Linked DNA regions of Homo sapiens: region 1 is linked to region 2. A link is a loop called in an ENCODE intact Hi-C map of the cell type or tissue named here. Cell type or tissue: dorsolateral prefrontal cortex. All regions are shown on one strand. Links, peaks and the distances in the headings refer to the core of each region. The heading gives the core; the rest is flanking DNA. Region 1 has its middle 8.5 kb from the start of STK35. Region 2 overlaps PDYN-AS1 (PDYN antisense RNA 1).

The links. A loop is a pair of places that touch in the nucleus more often than their neighbours do. Peaks named below come from ENCODE experiments on the same cell type or tissue, not always from the same donor. Only the 100,000 strongest peaks of a DNase experiment are listed, where the experiment ranks them.
Region 1: it touches region 2 in a loop (2.0-fold over the local background); 33 of 110 quality-filtered maps call a loop at or near these places.

What each region holds. Positions count from the first base shown.
Region 1 is chr20:2,090,673-2,096,052 of GRCh38, reverse strand. No RefSeq gene overlaps it. Among named protein-coding and RNA genes, the nearest start is that of STK35, 8.5 kb to the left of the region's middle. RefSeq lists enhancers at 375-874, 875-1,376. In dorsolateral prefrontal cortex, for the core only: a CTCF peak has its summit at 2,652; no DNase peak of the experiment used is centred there; H3K27me3 peaks cover 1,030 bases.
Region 2 is chr20:1,963,819-1,969,198 of GRCh38, reverse strand. It overlaps PDYN-AS1 (PDYN antisense RNA 1), which reads right to left. Exons shown (of 4, transcript NR_134520.1): 3 at 2,856-3,595. Among named protein-coding and RNA genes, the nearest start is that of PDYN-AS1, 19 kb to the right of the region's middle. RefSeq lists an enhancer at 4,087-4,637. In dorsolateral prefrontal cortex, for the core only: CTCF peaks have their summits at 3,172 and 3,372 (motif pointing left); a DNase peak (open chromatin) is centred at 3,368; H3K4me3 peaks cover 1,107 bases; H3K27ac peaks cover 1,284 bases.

The DNA of each region.
Region 1 (5,380 bases), core at 245-5,244, 130 kb before region 2:
TTATGCAGTCCCACATCACAGTAGACCCATTAGGGACCAGAAAGTAAACAAAAGATAGCAAGGGATGGAGGCTGGGCATGGTGACTCATGCCTGTAATCCCAGCACTTTGGGAGGCCGAGGCAGGCGGATCACCTGAGGTCAGGAGTTCGAGACCAGCCTGACCAACATGGAGAAACCCCGTCTCTACTAAAAATACAAAATTAGCCGGGCATGGTGGCACACACCTGTAATCTCAGCTACTCAGGAGGCTGAGGCACAGGAATCACTTGAACCCAGAAAGCAGAGGTGGCAGTAAGCTGAGATTGCACCATTGCACTACAGCCTGGGCAGCAAGAGCGAAACTCCGTCTCAAAAAAAAAAAAAAAAAAAAAAGATAGCAAGGGATGGGGTCGATGGTATTCTAGAATGGGTGGTTTGGGGAAAGCTTTCTAAGGAGGTGACCATTGAGCAGGGACCTGATTTAAGTTAAAGAATAGGTCAATTGCATCTCTACTGGAAGAGCATTTCAGATCAGAGGGAAGAGCAAAGGCCCTAGGTGGGAGGGAGCAGGCAAGGAGGCCAGTGTGGCCTGAGCTGAGTGAATGGGGGAAGAGTGGTGGGAAACACAGGAAGAGGGATGTGTGGGGCCCCATAACGAGGCAGGGACTCAGGGGCCATGGAAAGAATGGTGGAGTTACTGAGTGCTTGCTATATGCCAAGCACTTACGGTCGGTGATGTGGCTGGACCCCATTGGCCCTCCTTTCACACGAGAGTGCTGAAGCTCGGATAGGTAAGAACCGTCCCAAGTGAGAAGGCAGAATAGTAAGGCTGAGGCTGGTGATCCATCTCTGTACTTCAGGGGGCTGAGGACACCCGAGGGGCAGCCAGCCCTGGGGGTGGTGCCATGGGAAAGCAGGGAGCTTCGTCCTGGGAGGGAAGGGTGGATGGAGTAAAGGAGTGTGGGGGAATGGAAGGTAGGAGACAGGGGGCTGAGACTGCTCCAGGGGGCTGGAAGAGGGATTATGCGGAGTGAGGAGGAAGGATTGGGGCTGAGGATTAAGGACAGAGGTGGCATGGGGGTAGGGGCTAGGAATGAGGTGGTGTGGTGGTTGTAGAAGGGGGAGCCGAGCGTGGGAGAGGGTTAAAGGCAGAGAGGCTGGCACAGGGGTATAGGAGGAGGATCTTGGGAGCAGGAGGTGCTGAAGACTGAAGCTTGAGGTGGCTGCCTCAATGAAGGAGATCCCCTGAGCAGGGAGTACTAGGGAGGCCTGGAGGAGTGTGTGCAGTCGCCTTGGAGAGCTCCCCTCCCATAATGGCTCTGGATTTTCAGAGGGCTCCAGGAAGGCTGTCTCCAGGAAACGCTAGAGCTTGTCATGATGCCTAACACCACACAACTCGCAATAACTCTATATGGGAGAGGCTGTTTTCGTCCCCATTTTATAGATGGGAAGACTGGCCACATGTGGTGGCTCACGCCTGTAATTCCAGCAGTTTGGGAGGAAGAGGTGGGTGGGTCACCTGAAGCCAGGAGTTTGAGACCAGCCTGGCCAGCATGGTGAGACCCTGTCTCTACTGAAAACACACAAATTAGTCAGACGTGGTGACGCATGCCTGTACTCCCAGCTACTTGGGAGGCTGGGGTGGGAGAATTGCTGGAACCTGGGAGGCAGATGTTGCAGTGAGCCAAGATCATGCCCTGCACGCCAGCCTGGGCGACGAGTGAGACTCTGTCTCAAAAGAAAAACAAAGACAACTAGGAAGACTGAGGGTTGGAAGTTGCTACATCACCAATGACCGGAATACCTGGTATTTGGACCCCAGCAGCCTTAGGTTTGGGTATCCATGTTTTCAACCATTAGACCTATGGCTCTCAAGCTTGAGTGCCCAATCCACTGGCATCACCTGGAGAGCTGATTAAAACCCAGATAGCTGGAGCCACCCACAGTGCGACTAATTCAGTAAGTCTCGGGTAGAGCTTGATAATTTGCATTTCTGACACGGTCGCAGATGATGCTGATGTTGACGCTGTTATCCCGGAACCATGCTTTGAGAACCACTACATCACACTGTCATGTTCCTAGACTGAGCACAAAGCAGAGGGAACTGGAGAGGATTTGAGTTCTGGTAAGAATTCGAGGATGAATAGGAGCTGAATGAATTACCTAGGAAACTAAGCAAATAAAACATGAAGCGATTATTAAAGGCAAGAAAACAAAAACAATTGATAAGAAAAACATTGTAATCATCATAAACTACAACACTCAGCTGGAAATAATATTACATTGTCATTGTCATGTAAAACAGCACTTTGACTTAACCAAAAATTATGATATAATTATATTGGGAGACTTGGAGACGGAAAGTGTGTCTGTGTGTATGGTGGAGGGGGAAGAAAAGGAGAGATAACTAAATCCTTATCTTCCATAGCCGTGAGTTAATAAAAAAAAATTTAAATCAAGGAGCGATCCCATAATCAAGTGTGGAAAAATAACTACAGAATTAAAGTTACTGCTTCTGGGATGGGATCAGAGGTGAAACAGGATTTTTGTTATAAGCTTTGTGGTAGTATTTAACTTGTAATGGTATCTAACTCAAACATTATGTCTATTTATCATTTGGATTAAAATTGAAATTAAAACTAAAAGTGGGCATGAGCTTTAGCCACCACTGAAGCAGCCTGTCAGCTTGGTGGCGCTGTTCAGCTTCTGGCCAAGGGGTTCACCTGTCCTCCTTGTATTACCTAAACACATCTGGAGGGCTAACAATAGTACCCTTATCACACTTGGGGAACACTGGATTAGAGACACTGCACCCAGTAATACTCAACAGAGAGGCTTCTTGTCTATTAAATGAGGGTCTCAGTTACAGAAAACAAAGATGGGTGCAGATAACAGCCACCCTGTCTCCAAAACTTAATAGATGGGTCTAATTTCAAGTGTTCTTCCTACTGGCCACTGAAAAGGCTAAGAAATGTCTGACATTTCTTCCTCTCCCATTTGGGAATGGCATACAAATTTTTGTCAGGCTATGTATCTGAATATTTGCTGCAGGAAATTGGTTGCTAAGTTCTTAGGAGTTGTTTATGATTTTTGGAAAGATAAAGGGCTATAATGCCAAATGAGCAGGGCAAAGTCCTTAATTCTGTAACTACTGGGACATTCAAAATAAATTATTGGGGCGTCTGGTTAAAATGTACACAACCATAAGGCAACAAAGTACACTCACTAATCAAAATGTAAAGTGATACAGTCTTTTAGAAAGGCAAATTGATAACTCATTGTTTATTAATATAATTAAAAATTAATACACTTTGATCAGCTATTCCGTTTCTAGGAATTTATCCTATAGAAGTACTCACATGGTGTGGAAAAATATATGTGCAACAAGGATTTTATTGTGGTGAGATATATATATATATATATATAAAATAATAATAAAATATTAGAAACAATACCAAAAGTAGAGGCTTGGTTACACAGGGTCATCATATATTTAAATACATGCCCATCAAAAGAAGGAGTTAGCTCTGTATGTACTACCATACAATACATGTACACAATATTTTGTTACATAAAAAAGCAAATGCAAACAAGCATCTATAATATGACCACATTTTGTTTAAACATGTATACATAATTGCTAACCTTCATTGAGTTACTTCTGTGTATTCTGATGGTTCTAAGTGCTCATATGTAATAATTAATTAATTAATCCAATAAGCCTTAGGGTAGGTTTTATTTTTAGCTCTATTTTCCATAGAAACTGAGGCACAAAGAGGTTATTACTTTTTCAAGGCTATACCACTAAAAAGCGATGGAACTTGGATTCCAACCCTGGTGTATCTGATTCCAAAGCTCTTGATCTTGAACTAGCACATGATACAGCGTTTGTACTTACATGTTAATTTCTGTATACATAATGGAAACATTTGTATAAATAATACTCTAGATGCCAAGAATTCTCCCTAGGTGATTCTTTCACTTTCAGGATAATTTTGTATGATTTGAAGTTTTTATGTGCATATTTGGGTATTAATTTGAGTTCTTTTTTGTAGGTATTTAAAAAAATAAAATTCAGTTTAAAAAACAAGTAACGTACAATAGTGTAGAATGTACTTCATCACTCATTTGGTCAATGAGTACTTATTAAGCCCCTACTGTTTGCCAGACTGGGGACTGAGATGAATTGAACTCAGTTCCTATTGTAGAGGAACTCATTGTTTAGAGAAGACACGAAGAAACATCCAGTCTTGAGTCTTTTCCAGCTCTATCGCACTGTGATGCTGTTTTAGAGTTTGGTTGGTCAGTGAGAAATGAGGCTGAGCCAGTTATCAACACTCACGGTGTGCCTCTTTCAACTAATGGGAACCAGGGTCTGTGTTGGGCTCTGGACTTTATATACTACCTTTCTTTCTTTATAGAAATTATTGTAGGTTCAGCAAACATTTACTATATGTTAGCCCCCGTGTTTGAGTTGGGGATCCTGGGATGAATAAGACAGGGTCCCTGGTGGTAAAATCTCATCATATGGTGAAGAAAACTGATGTGTTTACAAACAGTTAAGTTCTCCCTTGCTGAAAATAATAACTAACATTTAAGAAGCATTTACCAGACACTGTTATAAACACTTCTCAATATAATAATTTATTGAATTCTCAATCCTGTTATTATCTCTACTTGACAGATGAGGAAACAGAGACACAGACAAGTTATGCAGCTTGCTTAAGATCATACAGCTAGGAAATTAGCCGGGCACGGTGGCTCATGCCTGTAATCCCAGCGCTTTGGGAGGCTGAGGCAGGTGGATGACCTGAGGTCAGGAGTTCGAGACCAGCCTGGCCAACATGGTGAAACCCCATCTCTACTAAAAATACAAAAATTAGCCAGCCATTGTGGTGCATGCCTGTAATCCCAGCTACCTGGGAGGCTGAGGCAGGAGAATGGCTTGAACCCAGGAGGTGGAGGTTGCAGTGAGCTGAGATCGTACCACTGCACTCCAGCCAGCCTGGGCGACAGAGCAAGACTCCGTCTCAAAAAAAAAAAAAAAAAAAAAAATTCCCACAACTTGGAAATAGTTCAGGGGAGTCCCACCTGGAGAAGTGCTTAGAGGAGCATAGCCAAAGAGTCCACCCTGTGGTAGAAAAGTCATAATAAAAATAGTATTAACCACCATAACAGTACTTGTCACAAATCATACAAAGCTTTGTGGGATTTAAAGTGCTTTCACCTATTAGACATGTCTCAACATAGGGTGGCCCAAAATGTAAGGTGTCCCTCTCACTTGTCACACTAAGAAGATTGCAGAAGAGAAAATATTTGGGGTCTCAACTTGAATATATAAATTCTTAAGGTGGTATAAATAATCAAATATCTGTGTAATATTTAATTTATTATTTTAGG
Region 2 (5,380 bases), core at 286-5,285:
CCAACCTCTTTAGAGGATATGGAGTCCCTTGTTGTCATAGCAACCGATTGGAAAAAAAAAAGGGCTCAGCACATCCATCAGCAGCAAGAGAGAATCACCCTGGCCACTGAGGTATCACATCAAAGCAAAAATCTCTGGTCCAGAGGTGCATGTGTGCATCAGGATTCCGTTCACCCAAGACCAAAAACCATCATGCCTTAAACAAGATCAAAGTTTCTTTCTCATGAAAAAGTCAGAGGTGGGCAGCCCAGGGCTGGATTTTATTTAGCTTTCACTGCATCAACAAACCACCCTAAAACTTGGTGGCTGAAAACAACAATTTACACTTCATGTTTTGCACATTGGTGAACTTCCCCTGTGGGTTTCTCCTGGGCTCCCTTCTGAAACTGCAGGCAACTGGAAGGTGGCCTGGGCAGAAGGGTCCTACATGGGCTCACTCCAGTGCCAGCAGCTGGTGCTCCTGGCTGGAGACCCTCATCTTCTGGGAGGCTAGGCTGTCTTTCTCACATGGGAGTGTCAGGCCCCAAAAGTCACCCAATGCCAATTTTGCCACACGGAGGTGGGAGCACAGTGCTGGGTTGATTCAGGGACACATCCAATTCAAGGGAGGGAAACAGACTTTATCTCTTGATGGGAAGAGGGCAAAGTCACATTGCCAAGAAGCACTGGGATGGGAGGGATCTTCCCAAACAATCTCTCACAGGTTGAAGTGGACATGCTGTTCATGAAGTTGTCAGAATCCCAAGATTCTTCTATAGCACATCACACCACCAGCCCTAAAGGGGGACCCTGGACCTCCAGGTCCAAGACAGTGACTGGAATCTGACCACTCCACCTGTGTTAGGCTGTTCTTGCATTGCTACAAAGAATACCTGATACTGGGTAATTTATAAAGAAAGCAGTTTAATTGGCTTATGGTTCTGCGGGCCGTACAGGAAGCATAGTGCTGGCATCAGCTCGGCTTCTAGGGAGGCCTCAGGAAGCTTACAATCCTGGTGGAACGTGAAAGAGGAGCAGGCACGTCACATAATGAAAGCAGGAGCAAGAGAGAGAGAGACAGGGGTCGAGGGAGGTGCCACACACACTTTTCAATGACCAGATCTCCTGTGAACTCAGAGCGAGAGCTCGCTCACCACCAAGGGGATGGCCCAAGACACACACAAGGGATCCGCCCTTATGATCCAAACACCTCCCACCAGGCCCCATCTCCAGCATTGGGGATTACAACTCAACATGAAATGTGGACAGGGGCAAATATCCAAACTATATCAACATCTATGGTCCAGGTGGCAAGATGGAGGAACAAATAAAAAAGAGGGGGAAAGGACATACGCGTCAGCTGTCCTTTCTGGAAGTTGCTATGTAACATTTCTGCTTATCTCACTGGCCAGATCTGAGTCACATGGCCACACTCAGATACAAGGAGGCTGGGAAATGCCATCTTTATTCTAGGTAGCCAATTGGCCCATTTAGAGTCTGAGGTTCTATTTCTAAGGAGGCAGGGGAGCACGGATATTAGAGATCCAGCAGTTTCTGCCACAATATGAAACCTTTGCCCCTGAGGTAGTACAATGTACTGAAAGATGTCACCCCAATTACCTTAAAATGGGGAACTTTTCCATCACTGGGCAGATATCTTTTAACCCCACAAAGGTTTAGAAGTCAAGCCTATATTATTGTGTAGTTGGTATTTAAAGTATTCACAACTTTGAAGAGGTTTTTTTTGCATATTAGAGTATGAACAAATTAGCCTTGTGACTCCTATTTAAAATATGTAATTGAGTTTAGACTTGTGATTCTTCCGTTGAGAAGCACATGAATCTTTTTATACTAAATTTATAAATGACTCCAGAATGTATAAGAGATCTTGAGATTCACTGTTGTATAAGTTTTTAAATTAGATTTTCCAAAGTGGTTTAAGTACTTTGGAAAGTTTTGCTTGTCAGGTCAGGCAATGAAAGTGTTTAAAAAAGGAAATTGAATACGTTAAATTAGTAAGTCCTGTGTAAAATGTTGAAGATAATTTAATTAACCAAGTTTGCAAATGGTATGAATCATTTAACCGAGTATGAGTCGATTGACCATTAATCAAAAGCCCCTTGAAACTGACTGCATAGAAATCGAATAATAAGTTTTGTAAATTGAACTTAAAGGCTTAAGAATGACTAGGGTTTTTTTTTTAAGCTACTGTATTACATTGAATATTAAGTAACAAGTACTTGCAAGAAACCTTTTCTGCATCCAAAAAATCCCTTCCACACTGACATTCCCGGATTCACTCAAGAGCTAAGTTGGGGTTTTAGGGTAACCCCCAAAGTCCTTGCTTGTCTGCTAACTACACAGTAACTGCCAGTCTGGGTAGGGAACATTAAGGGTATGGAATCGGCAGGACAAGGCACCTGACTGGATTGGGAGAGAGAAAGAGGAAAAGCGTCGAGAATGAGCTTGGTTCAGTTTGGGCACAGGTGAGTATGCAGAGAGCACCAGCAGGCCTTGGGAACTCCTAAAGCATCCCCACCATATCATCTCATCATCTCTCTCATCTCAACCTCCCAAGGTTACACATTGATCTTCACTGGAGATTTTCTTTTGGAGAAGGAGGTCCTAGCACACTCTCATGAAAGAGTTGGGGCTGACACTGAGGAGCCCTGGGGAGCCCTGGAAGAGAGGGTGTCTCTGAGAGCCACCTCCATGCTCTCTGCCTAAGGGACGGATCCTCAACGTAACCACAATCTGAAAACAATCATTGCTGACATTTGGGGTGGATGCTATGGGAGCCACATCTAGGCCCCTGATTCTGGCTGTCATACCCCTCCCCACTCCAGATCTAGGGGCATAAAAGACCAGTCACTCACCTCGTGGTAGTGCAGCTCCCACTCCAGAGCTCCCCTAGGAGCAGGCTGAAGCTAGTGCACAGCTGAGACCACTTTCTTGCTTGGCAGCATGCTGCAGAATGCTCTGCTGGCTGCCAGGGAAACTGGTCTGAGGGTCAGGCTCCCTCCTTCACCCTCAGCTTCCTTCCCTTCTTGGACAGCCACCTCTGCAGGCCCTCAGTGTTTGTGGAGTGAATAACTTGGGTTACATAAAGCCCTGGCACACAGTAGGCCCTCAGTGCAGTCCCCATTGACTTCCCAGAGGTCCAGAGTTTTCACAGAGATCCCGGGACGTCTCACAGGACATCTTGTTCCTCGGTAGTGACCTTGCTCTAGCCTTCAGGGCTGCACCTGGACTTCAGGGAGTCTTAATGGGGCAGGAGACCCCCCGGCCCCGCCCTCTGGGCAGGTGCGCGAAGATGATGCACGCACAGGAGGTGGCGGCCGCGAGGTGGGTGGGCGGCAGCCGCGTGTCTCTGATCTGGGAGCGCCCCCTCGTGGCGAGATGAGCCATGCACGTTGAGGGAGGATTTCCCCACCGTCCACGTGGTCTTAAGGGTTCAAACTCAAGGAGACAAAAGGAGAGACGCTCAGGGGATCATCTAATATAAACGGGCGGTCGTCAGCATTAAGATAAGAAGTCTTGGTGCTTCCTATTAAAATAAGTTGTTCTGCAGTGCGGTCTTTCCTCTTAGCCTGCAAATGATTAGGCAATTTCCTCACTGCAAAGAAAGGGAAATCCTGTTTGCCCCAGCTCTCATCGGAACCAGTGGAGAGTGAGCTTGGATAGTGGCGTTCAGAAATTTAAACCTCACTCGAGTAGAAAGCACTTTTGCTTCCTCCACCCATCCCATGTTTTCTCCATTTAAAATTAAAAACGAAGATAAAAACAGGCCGGAAGTATTTTGTCTACCCAGCTCTGCCTGAAGCTCTGGGGGAAATTTTCAGTAATGATGATGATGATGATCAAAGCAAAAATAGTAAACTATAAATGTGGAGAGCTCTCAACTAAGGTGGGAACGTCTGAGAGGAAGAGCTTTTCATGAGCCTAGAACTCTTAAAGAAAACGTTATTCGTGGCACTCGCTGAAGGTGGTGAGGCCAATTCAAGGTCCCCTGGCGATGGGTATAGGGATCGCTGCAGTGGGGTCTCATAGTGGGAAGAGAGATGGGGCTCAGTTCTGACTCCAACAGGGACAAGTGAGAATTTATAACCAAGGAGCAGAGCGGGGGTCCACGGATGGAAAATTACTAAGAGGAAACCTCAGGGATTTTCTGGCTAAACTAACGTGAGAGGATTATTGCTGAAGGCAGGCCAAGCTGATCAGATATCCACAATGGTCGGACACCAAGAGTGGGGATTTTTGCTAAACTGATTTAGCAGGATTCTTGCTCCAGCTGGAGTCTACAAGGACAGAGAGGCTGCCTAGTCAAGTGGAGGACTCAGAGGAGACAGACTAGTTTGTGTCAAAGGAGAGAGTCTTTGTCTCCTTTGACCAAACCCCGGGAGGTGCTATGCGTGAAATTCAGCTGCTCAGATGTGCAAATGAGAAAGTGCGCTTCTGTAAGAGAAGAGACATAGTATGGGCTTTATAATTTTAAAAAAACCCAGGAGGGATTTCAGGTAGTACGAAAAGAATGGGGGGACTGGAGTGAATGAATACTTGTCGAGCCCTTATTTTTTCCATGTGGCTCTTATTATTCTGTCAGGGACATTGAAACAGGAGTGACTCCATCTTGAATAGGGGCTGGGTAAAATAAGGCTGAGACCTAATGGGCTGCATTCCCAGGAGGTCAGACAATCTTAGTCACAGGATGAGATAGAAGGTTGGCAGGACTAGTATCACAAGATACAGGTCACAAAGACCCTGCTGATAAAACGGGATGTGGTTAAAACAAAAAAAAAAGAGCCAAAACCCACTGAAACCAAGATGGTGATGAAAGTGACCTCTGGTCATCCTCACTGCTCATTATGCGCTAATTATAATGCATTAACATGCTAAAAGACACTCCCACCAGCACCCATGACAATTTACAAATGTCATGGTAATGTCAGGAAGTTACCCTATATGGTCTAAAGCAGGGAGGAACCCTCAGTTCTGGAAATTGCCCACCCCTTTCCTGGAGCACTCATGAATAATCCACCCCTTGTTCAGCAGGTAATCAAGAAATAACTGTAAGTATACTCAGTTGAGCAACCCACGCCACTGCTCTGTGTGTGCTTTACTTTCCTAATAAACTCGCTTCCACTTTATGAACTTCCTCTGAATTCTTTCCTGTGCGAGGTCCAAGAACCCCCTCTTGAGGTCTAGATCAGGACCCCTTTCTGGTAACAATCACATCTTTACCTTAGCCTTGACAAATAAAGGCAATTTTTCCATTTTACAGATAGAGAAACAGGCTCAGAGAAGAAAGGGGCTGAGCTCAAAGTGACATCATTGAAAAGCAAAGGGCTAGGATTAAAAACCAGGCTCCTAATATCAACCTCAGTGTTTGCCACAGCACTGG